2 separate regions of the Homo sapiens genome follow, and region 2 is linked to region 1. Evidence: chromatin contacts called from ENCODE Hi-C or POLR2A ChIA-PET data. All regions are on one chromosome and are shown on one strand. The core of a region is the stretch at or near the end of the contact, and the rest is flanking DNA. Distances in the headings are between cores, read along the strand shown.

Region 1 (6,117 bases), core at 2,455-4,954:
CAGGAGGGGAGCCACGTGCTCCAGTGGAACACATAACTGAGTAGGAACAGTGTGGGGCAGGGCCAGCGAGGACACCTTTGGGTCAATCCCTGAGGGCTCCATGGAGGCATCGACCTCTTGCCCTCCCAGACCCAGCCTCAGCCTCTTCCTGCATGGAGGATCAGAACTGTGGGGCTCCAGCCTCAATGCTGGGCAAGGGCTTGGTGTCTGGACTCTGGAGCCTTTCCCACCAGACCTGCAGCAGCCACAGGAACAGGGCGGGCCATTGCCTCGGGGCTCCTGTGCCTCCAGGACCCATGATTACTCAAGCCCAGGGCTCAGTATAAATCCTCCCTCTCAGCCCAGCCTCCCCTGACCAGCGGCCACACCGGCCACAACAGCCACACCCTTGGCAGGGCCACATGAGGGACATCTTCCAGAAGGGAGAAGGACGGGTGTTGATTGAGCACCCACAGGGCCCACAGAGATGGGCGAGGTGGGCGACAGCAGCCCAGGCTCCACTCCAGGCCACCTCTGCCCTGGGCACCGAGGCCAAGACCCTCAGCGCCCGTCCCAGGCCCTAGGAACCTGCCAGGCCAGCATGAGCCAGCCTCGGGGCGTGCTCCGCAGAAGCTCTAAACTGGACCCCGCAGACCCACAGATCAGACCCTGGCCCCCAAGGGGCAGGCATGACTCCCAGAAGCCTTCCCTGCAGGCTGGAGTTTGGGGACTTCCAGCACAGCACAACCTAGGTGCCGTGAGACATGGAGGCGGCTCACCGCCCTCCCAGGGCCGGCCGGGGTCCACCGGATACATCTTCCCACACGGGGTGAACAAGGAGCCTCCCCTGTCTCCTGCAGTGGTGTCACCTGGTCCCCGTCCCTGTGGTAGCCAGCAGTCCAGACAGCCAGAGCGGGAGGGAGGCAGGCTCCGCAGCCCTTCCATTGAGAAGCCGCCGGGATATGTTTTCCTTCTCCAGGGACAGCTGAGGCAGCCTGCCCCGTGCCAGCCCTCCTGGAATCTGCAGAGGCAGCCACCCAGAGTTCACCAAGGTCTCAGTCCCCACTGGACTGCAACAGCCAAGGGCGGGTGGGTGGGCGAAGATGGGGGTCACAGCCTCTCTCCCTCCCATCCCTCCTCCACCAGCTAGGGCAAGGGCCACCAGACCAAGGCCAAGGGGGCTGGCAGCATGGATGTGAGTGATCAGGGCCTGCAATGGGATCAGTAGGGAGGTGGGGATGGGCCGCAGCCCCGTCCAGAGGGGGACTGAGGAGCAACCCCGTGCCCTGCCCAGGAACGCGCCCCAGCCCCAGGGCCACCTGTCTGCTCCCAACAAGGAAGGCTGCACTGACACCGGGCATAGCGACTGGGGAGGAGCCGCTGCAAAAAACCATGACAACGATCATCACAATAATAACAGCCCTCACTTCCTGCCAGGCCACGTGCATCTCCACTGTCCGGACCCTGTTTCAGGGGTGGGGAAACAGACCCACACGGGGTTACCTGCCCCAGGTCACACAGCCAGTGAGGGGCGGGGAGACGGGACCCCGAGCATCTGACCCTCTGCCCTCGGCCACTCCATTCTCCACCCCGACAGCGCCGTGGATTTAGCAGGGACTAGGCTTCCCAGAAACCTCGCCGCCCCTCTCCTCGCTGCGGGGTGTGGGGCCGCCATCAGAGACAGCAGCCGGCAGGAGCAATTAGAGGCCAGGAAGGAGCCGGGGTATCGACCGCTTTTGGGAGGGAAGGGGGACGCGGGCTCTGTCGGGGTGGCAGCAGCCTGGCTCATGGCCAAGCACGGGCCACGACAGGGCAGGGAGCGCAGCCCAGGCCGGGAGGCCGCGGAGGCCCCACGCGGCAGCACGGAAAGGCCAGCTGTCCGTCCACCTGTCTGTCCAGCCCCCTCACCCTCACAGGCACCGACAGCCCCTCGGTGCCTGAAGCTCAGGGTTTCGCTGCCTCCGCACAATGCTAAGCCCCTTACGATGATTAACTCGTTTAATTCTTAACAACCGCCCCACATCCTCCCCCTGTGCAGATGGAGGCAGTGAGGCAAGAAAGCCCTCCCAGAGAGTTCCCAGGACTGGGATCCACACTCAGCGTCAGTCAGCACCAGCGACGCCGCCTCTGCCCGGCACCCCCTGCCCGGGGAGCCCCAGCGGGGAGGGAGATGAATGGAAAGGGTGCACTGGAGACTGCTGGATGAGATGGAAGCTTCGGGAAACCTCTCTATGCCCCGCAGTGACCCTGTCTGTAAAAGAGGAACATCACAACACCTGCCTCACAGTATGCTGTAGATGAACTCAGGTTTAGCCCCACAGATAGGCAGAGCAAGTACCCCAAAATGTCAGCTGCTGGCTTCTCCCAGAGAGGCTGCCTGGCCTGGGGACCCCTGAATCTGCAGCTGAACAGAAAAACCACTGCAGACTCTCCCCAGCCTCTGCCCCGGGCTGCCCGCCCAGGAGCAGGGTCTGGCCTTTAGAAGCTCCCTGGAGGGCGGGGGCACCATCCGCCAGAAGCAATTAATTGCTGGGTCAAGAGATGGTGAAAGAGATTTGTCACGAGGGCCTGGGGATATTCAGGGTGGGAGGGTGGCCCACACTGATTCAGTTGCCCCACCTTCCACCTCACAAGCAGGCTCCGCCCCCACTCAAACCCCCAGGACATCCTCCTCTGCCTCCACACCCGCCCGGGCCCAGGGTAGGTCAGGGATGCAGCCCCAGCACCCGTGACCTGCTCCCAGGAGGGACCTGCTTCCACCATTCAGCCGGTGCCCACACACAGGAGGGGACAGCCAGGCACAAGTGGGGCTGACATACAGAGTCCCCGGTGGGCCCCAAATGGGCCTGAGACCCAGATCAAATCCCTGAGCCATCTCATCTTGGCAGGAGACTGCGACCCCTGTGTGTGCTGCTCAACTTCGCAGAGGCAGTTTCCTCTCGGTGAAACGGAGGCAATTATATTAGGTGGCTAAAATCAGGCTGGCTCCCGCTCCAGCCCTAGTGCTGTCATTTTTTAAAGCCTGAGGAAGGTGCCTTGCTTCTCGGAACCTCAGTGTGCCCATCTGTAAAACGGGGATGATGCCAGGGGCTACTCTGAAGAGAAATTTACAACCTGGCACCCAGCAGTGCTCAGTTGAAGCTCACCATCGGGGTTCACCAGGCCACCTCCCCAGGGCCCCTTGCCAGCCTGCAACCCTACTGAGACACCAATGTCCCCAGCACCTCGAACACCCAGAAGCGGGGCCCAGGGGGAGGGAGCAGAGTCTCGGAGGGCCACGATGAGAGGACTGGATAAGAGCCCACCTTCCCTGCCTCCCACCTCCGCAGCAGGCCCAGGGGAAACATAGGCTTTGGTGACCACCAGGCTGGGGCCAGAGGCCAGTGACAACAGAAGCACCCAGAGACAAGGCAGCCCCTGACCCAGATCTTCCATGGGCAGGGCTCTGCAGGAGCCTCTGGTCTGGAGGGGTCCGAGGCACAGGTTTCCCCATGGGTCCCCATCAGCTTTCAGCCCCTGGTGTCCACACCCAATCCCTCCACACCAACCCACCGACACACGGGGACCCTCGAAGCCCCCACCACACAGATGGGAAAACCAAGGCCCAAAGACGCCAGGCAAGGGCAGCTCAGCCCGGGATCTTTCTCATGTACCGGTGAGCTCAGCTCAGCCCAGCAGGCGTTCAGAAGCCCAAGTGGCCCGGCTGGGGTCAGGGCCCTGAGTCAGAGCAAGAAACGCAGCAGAAACTGAAACAGCCCAGTGGCCCCACATACTCCACAGAGTGAGCCACGCTGCTTCCCTGCGCCGCCCCGTGCTGGGAAGTTCTTGCTTCTGTGGTCAGGGTGAGGGTGGGGGTGGGGGACGAGTGGCGTGGAACAGCCTTTCAGCCTGGGGACCCTCTCTGGGCCCGGCAGATGAGCAAAGTTCCATGCACACAGGCAGAGCTGTGAACTGGCCCCACCTCAGAGTCTCCGTGTCACCCAGGACACATGCAAAGCCACACATTACCTGGGGCAGCAGTTCAGGGGTATGCATAGGTGAAGCATAGACAGGCAGGAGAGACCCATCCCAGGCACAGGCTGTTTCTGCTCCCTGCAGGGCTCAGCCTGCAGCAAGGCCACAGAGCACAGGTCTCGTGATCTCAGGATAGGGTCTGAGACCCGGGTTCAAAACCTAGCTGCACTGCTTTCTAGCTCTGTGACCCTGGGCACGTGGCTTAACCCTTCCGAGCCTGCCTGTTTCCTCGCCGTAAAATAGAAACTCAGCTCACAGGGCTGACTCAGAGGCTCAGTGAGCGAATGCCTGCCTACAGTAAGAGTGAATGCCCAGCATACAGTAAGGGCTTAATAAATATGTACAGCAGTTCCTGCTTAGCCACGGCAGCTTTCCACAGTTTCAGTATGGTGGTCTGAAAACAAACGGAAAATTCCACAAATAAACAATTCGTAAGTTTTTGGGTTTTGGGTTTTTGTTTTGTTTTGTTTTTCTCACTCTGTTATACAGGCTGGAGTGCAGTGGTGTGACCTCAGCTCACTGCAGCCTCCGCCTCCACCTCCTGGGTTCAAGTGATTATCCTGCCTCAGCCTCCTGAGTATCTGGGATTACAGGCGTCTGCCATCACGCTCAGCTAATTTTTGTATTTTTAGTATAGTCAGGGTTTCACCATGTTGGCCAGGCTGGTCTCAAACTCCTGGCCTCGAGATCCACCCACCTTGGCCTTTCAAAGTGCTGGGGTTACAGGCATGAGCCACCGCGCCCAGCCAATTCCTAAGTTTTAAATTGCACGCTGTTCTAAGTAGCATGATGAGATCTTGCACCGTCGCGTCCTGTCCAGCCCAGGACATGACCCCTCCCTCTGCCCGGGAGGACCCACTCTGCAGACGGTCCTGCCTGTGAGTGTCCATCCCGGGAATCAGATCAACTGTGATGGTAGAGCAGTGCCTGTATTCAAGTAGCCCTTATCTGACTGAACAATGGCCCCAAAGCACAAGAGTAGTGATGCTAGCATACCGTTAACATTGTCTTTTTATAATATTTTATTTATTTTTATTTTTTTTGAGATGGAGTCTCGCTCTGTCGCCCAGGCTGGAGTGCAATGGTGCAATCTCGGCTCACTGCAACCTCGACCTCCCAAGTTCAAGTGATTCTCCTGCCTCACCCTCCTGAGTAACTGGGATTACAGGCACTCGCCACCACGACTGGCTACATTTTGTTGTATTTTTAGTAGAGACGGGGTTTCACCATGTTGGCCAGGCTGGTCTCGAACTCCTGGCCTCAAGAGATCCACCCACCTTGGCTTCCCGAAGTGCTGGGGTTACAGGCATGAGCCACCACACCTGGCCTGTCCTATTTTATTATTAGTTATGGTTGTTAATCTCTCACTGTGCCTAATTTGTAAAGAAAACCTTGTCATAGGTCTGTATGTGTAGGAAAAGATGGAGTGTATATAGGGTTCCATACTGTCTGCAGCTTCAGGCATCCACTGGGGGTCTTAGAATATATCCCCCAAGATTAAGGGGGGACTACTCCATTTTTTTAGTTCCCACATTTTTCAAATGGAGAAGAAATTCACATTACATAAAATTAACCACTATAAAGTAGGCAGCTCTGACATTTAGGACATTCCCAGTGCTGTGCGACCATCACCTCTATCTAATTCCAAAACATTTTCATCACTCTAAAAGGAGACCCCATCAACATGGAGTAGGTTCTCCCCAGGTCCCCTCCTTCCAGCCTCTGGCAACCACCAATCTGCTTTCTGTCTCCATGGGTTTGCCTGTTCTGGGCATTTCATGAAAGTGGAATCGTACACTATGTGGCCTTGTGTGTCTGGCTTCTTTCACTCAGCATCATGGTTTCAAGGTTCACCCGCAGTGTAGCATGCATCCGTACTTCATTCCTTTTCATGGCTGAATAATATTCCATTGTATGGAGAGACCAATCATATATTTTTATATGAGAAAAGTGTGTTATAAAGAATACATATTCATATATATAACAACATATATATAAATACACATACAGAATGAGATATAATTCTAAAACTTGTAAGGTTATAAAATAACCATAAGAACTATGATGATGTGGAATCTGGTGAAGGAGCCAGCTGGTGGGAGAGAGGGGCCTGGGGTGCCCCAG
Region 2 (6,195 bases), core at 776-3,275, 36 kb before region 1:
ACGCAGGCCCTCAAGGATGGCTTTCTGAGGAATTTATGGGGTCGCCTCTAGTATTTCAGGGTAGATCCCTGGAGGCATCCACCACATGTGAATGAGGACAAATGTTTCTGCTGCTAAGAATAGCTGTGCCAGCAGCAGCGTCCAGGGCGACAGAGCCCACCCACTCAACAAGGGTCCCCTCCTGCCTCCCCAACCCATCCCAGCCCCCAGCAAGTGGCCAGGCTGGACCACAAAGGGCCTGGATGGGAGGACCCCACTGCCGCCTGGGCTCCCAGGCTAAACGGGAAGAATCCACTTTACGTCAGCTCTGTCCAATGCTCAGAAGTGGACGCATCTGGGCCATTCAATTACCCCAGGGGCATTGATCAATAAATGTCTGATGACGGGACAGTGATCAAGAACCCAAAAGGTCCTATGGCCCCTGCAGCCAGGAGCTCAGACAGTAAACAAATGCTTCAGCGCCCAGGAGTGGCGACGGCTGAAGCTAAGCGTCTACCTGGGATCGGATGATCCACCCGAAGAAGGGCAGGGACAAAAAGCAAGAGGAGAGCTGTAGATACCCAAGACCCTGCCGGAACACAAGGGCCCAGGCAGGCACCACGCCGAGGGGAGGGGCCCGCAGGAAGGGGGTGACCGCAGCTCAGCCCCAGCCAACACTGAGCAGAGACCCAGGAATGTGGCCCCCAAACATTCCTGATGTTCCAGACCCTGCTGGAACAGGGTCCACGTGGGGCAGGGGGTCCACGGCATCCAAATCTTTCCAGCAAAGCCAAGAAGCCCAATTTTGAGACATCTCCCGATATTTCTAAAAAAACACTGACTATAAAACCAACCCAATAAATCAGTCTGACAGCCAAATACAGCCCAGGGGCTGCCAGGACATGACCTGTGGCTTATGACGTGGTCACTGGACGCCACAAGAGAGGTGAGGGAAGGCTGGGGAGCTGAAGCGGGCTGATGGGGGGACAGGAGGTGGAGCGCCAGCAACGGCTTGGAGGGGGGACCCAAGAGGCCCTCAACTATTAAATATAACAGGAATGAAACTTACCCAGTGACTCATCGGCGCCACCTGCTCCACCCCAATGGGACACACACACACTGGCCATGAAAGGCAGGCCAGGCAGGGACCCCAACCTGGCCCCATCTCCAACACAGGGAGCAAGACACAGTGTCTCTGCCCACCCGGCCCCACTCCGTGCATGCCACACCCCAATTTCCCTGGGCAACCACCCCCCCTGCACCCTCAGTCCTGGGGTCTCAGGGAGGCTGACCCAGCCCTCCAGCCAAAGTGGCACTGGCTTTGGTGGGGGGGGGGGGGGCTTAACTCTGAACTCTCAAGCTGAGGCAACAAAACTCATTCCCATGATATTTGCTGGAATATTGGGAACAAGAAGCTGTCCTTCCACTGGGGCTACTGAACTGCAATTATTAGTCTCAGGCTAACAGGGACTGAAAGTGGGGAGCACCTGGACCCAACTGTGCCTGAAGCTTCTCTGAGGTTTTTTAGTTACTTGAACTATTTGTGCTAAATGCAGGAGGCAGAGGGAGTCTGTCCATTGCAACCAAGAGACCTAAGATAGCAACCCTCCTAAAACACAAACTCTCAGATAGGATCTCCCTGGAATCAGATCTCTTCCACCCGCTAGGTCCCTTATCCATGTAGGTGAGGACAGGTCCAAAGCCAGCCAAGAAGAGGCCAGAGAAATGGAATGGGAGACCCAGGCCAGACTCAGTGTAGGGGGAAGGGGCCAGGCAGGAGCCAGGGAGAGGCCTGTCCTGTGTCACCCTGAAGGGAAAGTGGGTGGCTCCCAGTCCCTTCCTGAGCTGTCAGTGGCTCTCATGGGTGAAAGAGCAGGCGGCAGCTTTGCAGATGAACACTGCCCAGCACAGCCCAGCTCTGATCTGGGTCACTTCTCAGAGGCAGACACACCCCCCGACGGCCGCCCCCCACAGTAACCTGAGCCTCCGGACCTCGGTTTCCGGAGGAACATCACGATCTCTCTTGGAGGGAATGTCTGCTAGCCGCACCGCAGAACCAAATGTGCTGATAAACCTAGGCCAGGTTGAGCAAGCCTGGGCTGCTCCCGCCAGGCCAGAAAAAAGAGGCATTGTCTGCAGCCAGGAGCCACCACATGGGCTGTACCCATGGGCATGTCTTGGGGCCATCCCTGCCAGGCCTTCAGTTTCCTGGGTTGTAAAACAAGTGGCTGTTCCAGGCCTCGGGGGCAGCCAAGGCCTCAATCTGGAGCAGGTGGCGACCCCAAGCCCCCACCCCACAGGCACTGATGCACCCCAGCTCCGCTTCTCCTCCCGACCTCCATGGGGCCATGTGCTTGTTACAGCTCCCGTTTCCTAGGTGGAAGACTGAGGCTATTTGCACAGGGAGGAGCAGGGCAGCGGGAAGATGAGCAAATGCCACTTCCATCTTCCACGCCGCTGCCCTGAGCAGCCACGGGAGGGAACACCTCGCAGCCACTGGCACAGCCAGTCCCCAACACAACACTTGGTGGCACCAACTCCTTCCTCACAGCGCCCCCGTGAGGGATTCTGTTATCATCCCCATTCTACAGCTGGAGAGACTGGCACAGAGAGGCCGAGCAACTTGCCCAAGGTCACACAGCCAACAAGGGCACAGCCTGGATGCAAACCCAGGCGAGCCACCTCCTGTGTCCAGCTCACCCACTGTGTCCTGGGACCCTGTCACCAGCATACCCATGCCTGCTGCTTAGGTTAGAGGAGACTGTTGTCTCTCCCACCAGGCTGGAGCCAGGCCTTGCAGCCCTCCCATCCCATGTCCCTGCTCACAAGACCAGGCCAGGTCCTGCCAGCCAGAGGTGCCCATGGGCCGCCGCGGACAGGCTGTGGGCATCTCCATGTCCACTTGAGAGCCTGCTGCACACTGTCCACCCCGGGCCCAGGAGGAGACGAAAGGCCACATCCTCACCTCCCTCACGGCCCAGCTCCGTGACCTCCCTCATCAGAACCCGGAATCTGGACTCCAACCTGTGCTGCTGCATTTCCTCTCCCCCCACAGCCCCAAACACAAGATCCATGAAGCAAGAGTCACACCTTTGTGTCCCCCAGAGTCCCAGCACACTGCACATGGCAGGTGCTCAATAAATGTTTGCTGAATGCATGAACATGCTAAGAGCAAAATCGCAGACGTGGAGCTGAAGCTCAAAGACCAGTTTGCAAACAGAGAGACTGAGGCTGAGAGCACAGACAGGGTGTGCTTAAAGCCCAGATTTCGGGGTACCACCTACACCAGGCCAGGTCCATCAAAGGCAGCCGAGTGTCCCAAATATCAGGTAACTGACCCCAGGTCCACACAGCCGGCCGGCTCCACTCCAGGTCTCCAAGTGGCCGAGAACTCTGATCCCCACTCCTGGAAGCCCCAGTGCCAGCCCCCGTGGCGAGACTGTAAGGCCGTCAGTGCCACTAAGGAGCTGTGTGGCCTCTGCCAAGTAGCCTGCCCTCTCTGGGCCTAGTTTCTCCATTTGTCAAGGGCACCCGGCAAACCTGGGGCTTGCTGGGGGATGAGTGCAACCCGGGTTCTGCAGGAGTCACCAGACGCGTGGGGAAAGGGCGTCCGGGGCCTGGGGCAAAGCCGGGGTAGAATCCGAGAGCCTCCTGCCTCTGGGTCCTGTCCCCTTAGCAGGGCTGTCTGAGGGGACAGCGAACAGCAGGCGGCAGGTGGGGTCTAGGGCCTTGTGGATTTGGTTCTCGGCAAGAAAGGCAGGTTCAAGCAAGGCGTCCTTCCTGGAAAGTCCAGACTCCCCGAATGGGGCTTCATGCACTCCCAGGCACAAAGGGGTTCTCGGCCACCCAAACTTGTCCTGCACCCTCAGGCTTGGAGTGGGGAACAGTACCAACCCCCGCCAGGGCCAGTTCCCCCACCTCCAGAGACTGGCGTCGCCAGCTGTGTTCATTTCCTAGGGCTGCCATAAAAATGACCACAAACCAGGAAACTTAAAACAACAGTGATTTATTTTTATTTTTTTATTATTTTTTGACAGGGTCTCACTCTGTGGTCCAGGGTGGAGTGCAGTGGCACAATCATGGCTTACTGCAGCCTTGACCTCCTGGGCTCAATTGATCCTCCTGCCTCAGCGTGGGACTACAGGCAAGCCGCCACCACATCCGGCTAATTTTTGTGCTTTTTGTAGAGACAGGGTCTCGCCATGTTGCCCAGGCTGATCTTGAAATCCTGGGCTCAAGTGATGCGCCCACCTCGGCCTCCCAAAGTGCTGGGACTATAGGCATGAGCCACCTCGCCCGGCCAACGACAGCAATTTATTCTCTAACAGTTCTGGAGCCTGGAAGTCCAAAATCAAGGCGTCAGCAGGACCCTACTCCCTCCAGAAGCTCAAAGGGAGGCTCCTTTCTGCCTCTTCCAGATGCTGGTGGCTCCAGGCATTCCTTGGCTTGCGGCTTCAGCCCTCCAATCTCTGCCTTTGTCTTCCTGTAGTTCATGTAGTCTTGCTCTCTCCTCTTCTGTCTCTTCTAAGGACACTGGTCTTTGGATTCAGGGCCCACCTGGGTAACCCAGGATGAGCTCATCTCAAAACACATCTGCAAAGACCCTTTTATCAAATACGGTCTCTCTCTGACAGGGGCTGGGTTACTAGGACATGGACCTAACTCTTGGGGGTATCACCACTCACCCCACTCCACCAGCCCCCGCCTTTTCTGACATTGCCCATTTCCTGAAAGCTCACTCCCTGCCTAGCTCTGAGCCCAAGCCCCAGCGGAACCCCATGAAGCAGAGGGGGAAACGGAGGCACAGGGAGTTCAGCCGATGCCCAGGGGACCAAGTGGGGCCAAGGTTTGAACCTGGCTTTCCGAGTGGCCCCAACACAGTAGCCGCTGGGTATTGGCCTCCCTCCAGTTTACAGGAAACAAGGGACTCTCACGCCCACGCCTCTCGGCCGAGGGCCAAACTGACAGTGAGTCACCCCCACTCCACAGGCCAAGAAGCTTGAAGCAGCTCATCGAGGGGGACCAGACAAACGGTGGGGCCAGGGAGGGCTTCCTGGAGGCTCAGCTTGCTCCAGTGTCAACAGGGGAGCAAATCCCACCTCCCGCTGCTCTCTCGGGAGGACTCAGCGAGACCCTGGAAGGAGGCAGCTTGGCACACAGGCCCCTGGCAATCACCACCTCCCTGGTTATTAGCAGGCCTGGCCCAGCCCACACAGCTGCCCACCCAGCCTCTGACCCCAGCCACAGAAAGGGCCCATTATGACATCACAGGCCAGGAATTATGTTATTAGCCTGGGAAGGAGGCTGGCCTCAGGAACAAAGGGCTCATTGTCATGCAAATGAACGACTCCGGAGGAAGAGGGCAGTTCCTCCACTCTGGGGTGCCCCTCCTGCCCTCTAACTTCTAAGCCACACTGGAAACTGACCCCCAACCTTCAGAAGTGTGGGCATCTCTGGGCCTCTGCTCTGGGCTAAATGAGGCGCACTCTCTCAGCCTGGGAAACGGGCCCCTGCCAGTTCTGAGCCAGATCCCCAGAAAACAGGACCCGCCTCGGAAGATAGGGATAGTAGAGGGACTTTTGGGGATGAAACAGGATGATCCCCTTAACATGCTAAGCATGACCTTGAGCAAAGAAGCAACTGCCTTGGAAATGCCATTCAGTTGGTAATACTGCAGGCCTGCAGCTGTGTGTCTTTGAGCAAGCTGCCTACCCTCTCTGTGCCTTATCAGGAGAGGGTGACTCTGTGCCGACTTTACAAGGCTATGGGAAGGACACAATGAACTAAGGTATGTGGAATGCTCACCTCGCCTTGGTCCTCAACACACAAGGCTGAGGCTGTCACCACCCCTCCCCCACTCCCCGTACCTACAGCATCCCTGGGTTCCTTCTCATGACTGTATCTAGGAGGGGTAGCTCTCTTGGGATGCTTGGTGGGTACCCCAGTGGCAGTCAGAGAAAAAGCATGAGAACTTTTCCTGGTTTTCCAAATCATCCCCAAAATGCAGGGCCTCCTTCACCAGAGAGGCCCCATTTATGGGGAGGGGACAGGCTGAGGCCCCGTGGAAGACACTGAGTCAGGCACAACTGTCTCCTAAGTGCCTGCTACATACCCAGTGCTGGGGACACAGCGGTGACAAAGATGAACAAAATCCTGGATGGAGGGGTGCTGGAGTGTGAATGTTTATGTCCCCCCAAAATCTGCATGTTGAGACCT

What was found. A loop is a pair of places that touch in the nucleus more often than their neighbours do. ChIA-PET counts read pairs that join two places held with the same protein, here RNA polymerase II (POLR2A). Pooled maps may share reads with other maps.
Region 2: a map of CD14-positive monocyte shows a loop between it and region 1 (2.9-fold over the local background). The contact joins two enhancer-like sites. A Hi-C loop is called at or near these places in 14 of 168 maps with a recorded cell type or tissue (B cell, CD14-positive monocyte, GM12878 and 10 more), 27 of 37 single-sample maps with no recorded cell type and 17 of 50 pooled maps. POLR2A ChIA-PET finds 5 or more read pairs at or near these places in 13 of 52 experiments (AG04450, H1, HEK293 and 10 more).

The regions. Positions count from the first base shown.
Region 1 is chr12:124,541,972-124,548,088 of GRCh38, forward strand. The region is part of intron 1 of NCOR2 (nuclear receptor corepressor 2); the gene reads right to left. Among named protein-coding and RNA genes, the nearest start is that of NCOR2, 23 kb to the right of the region's middle. RefSeq lists enhancers at 467-1,000, 2,069-2,603. Within about 2 kb of position 3,705, at least 7 of the 41 ENCODE cell types and tissues checked have a DNase peak (open chromatin) inside an H3K27ac peak, as active enhancers do; they include PC-9, where a contact is called at or near this core.
Region 2 is chr12:124,507,931-124,514,125 of GRCh38, forward strand. All of the region lies in intron 2 of NCOR2 (nuclear receptor corepressor 2), which reads right to left. It overlaps LOC105370047 (a long non-coding RNA gene), which reads left to right and starts at 5,292. Exons shown (of 3, transcript NR_188646.1): 1 at 5,292-5,767. RefSeq lists enhancers at 1-122, 711-1,296, 824-933, 4,373-4,921, 4,922-5,470 and 1 more and a silencer at 435-649. Within about 2 kb of position 2,026, at least 22 of the 41 ENCODE cell types and tissues checked have a DNase peak (open chromatin) inside an H3K27ac peak, as active enhancers do; they include PC-9, where a contact is called at or near this core.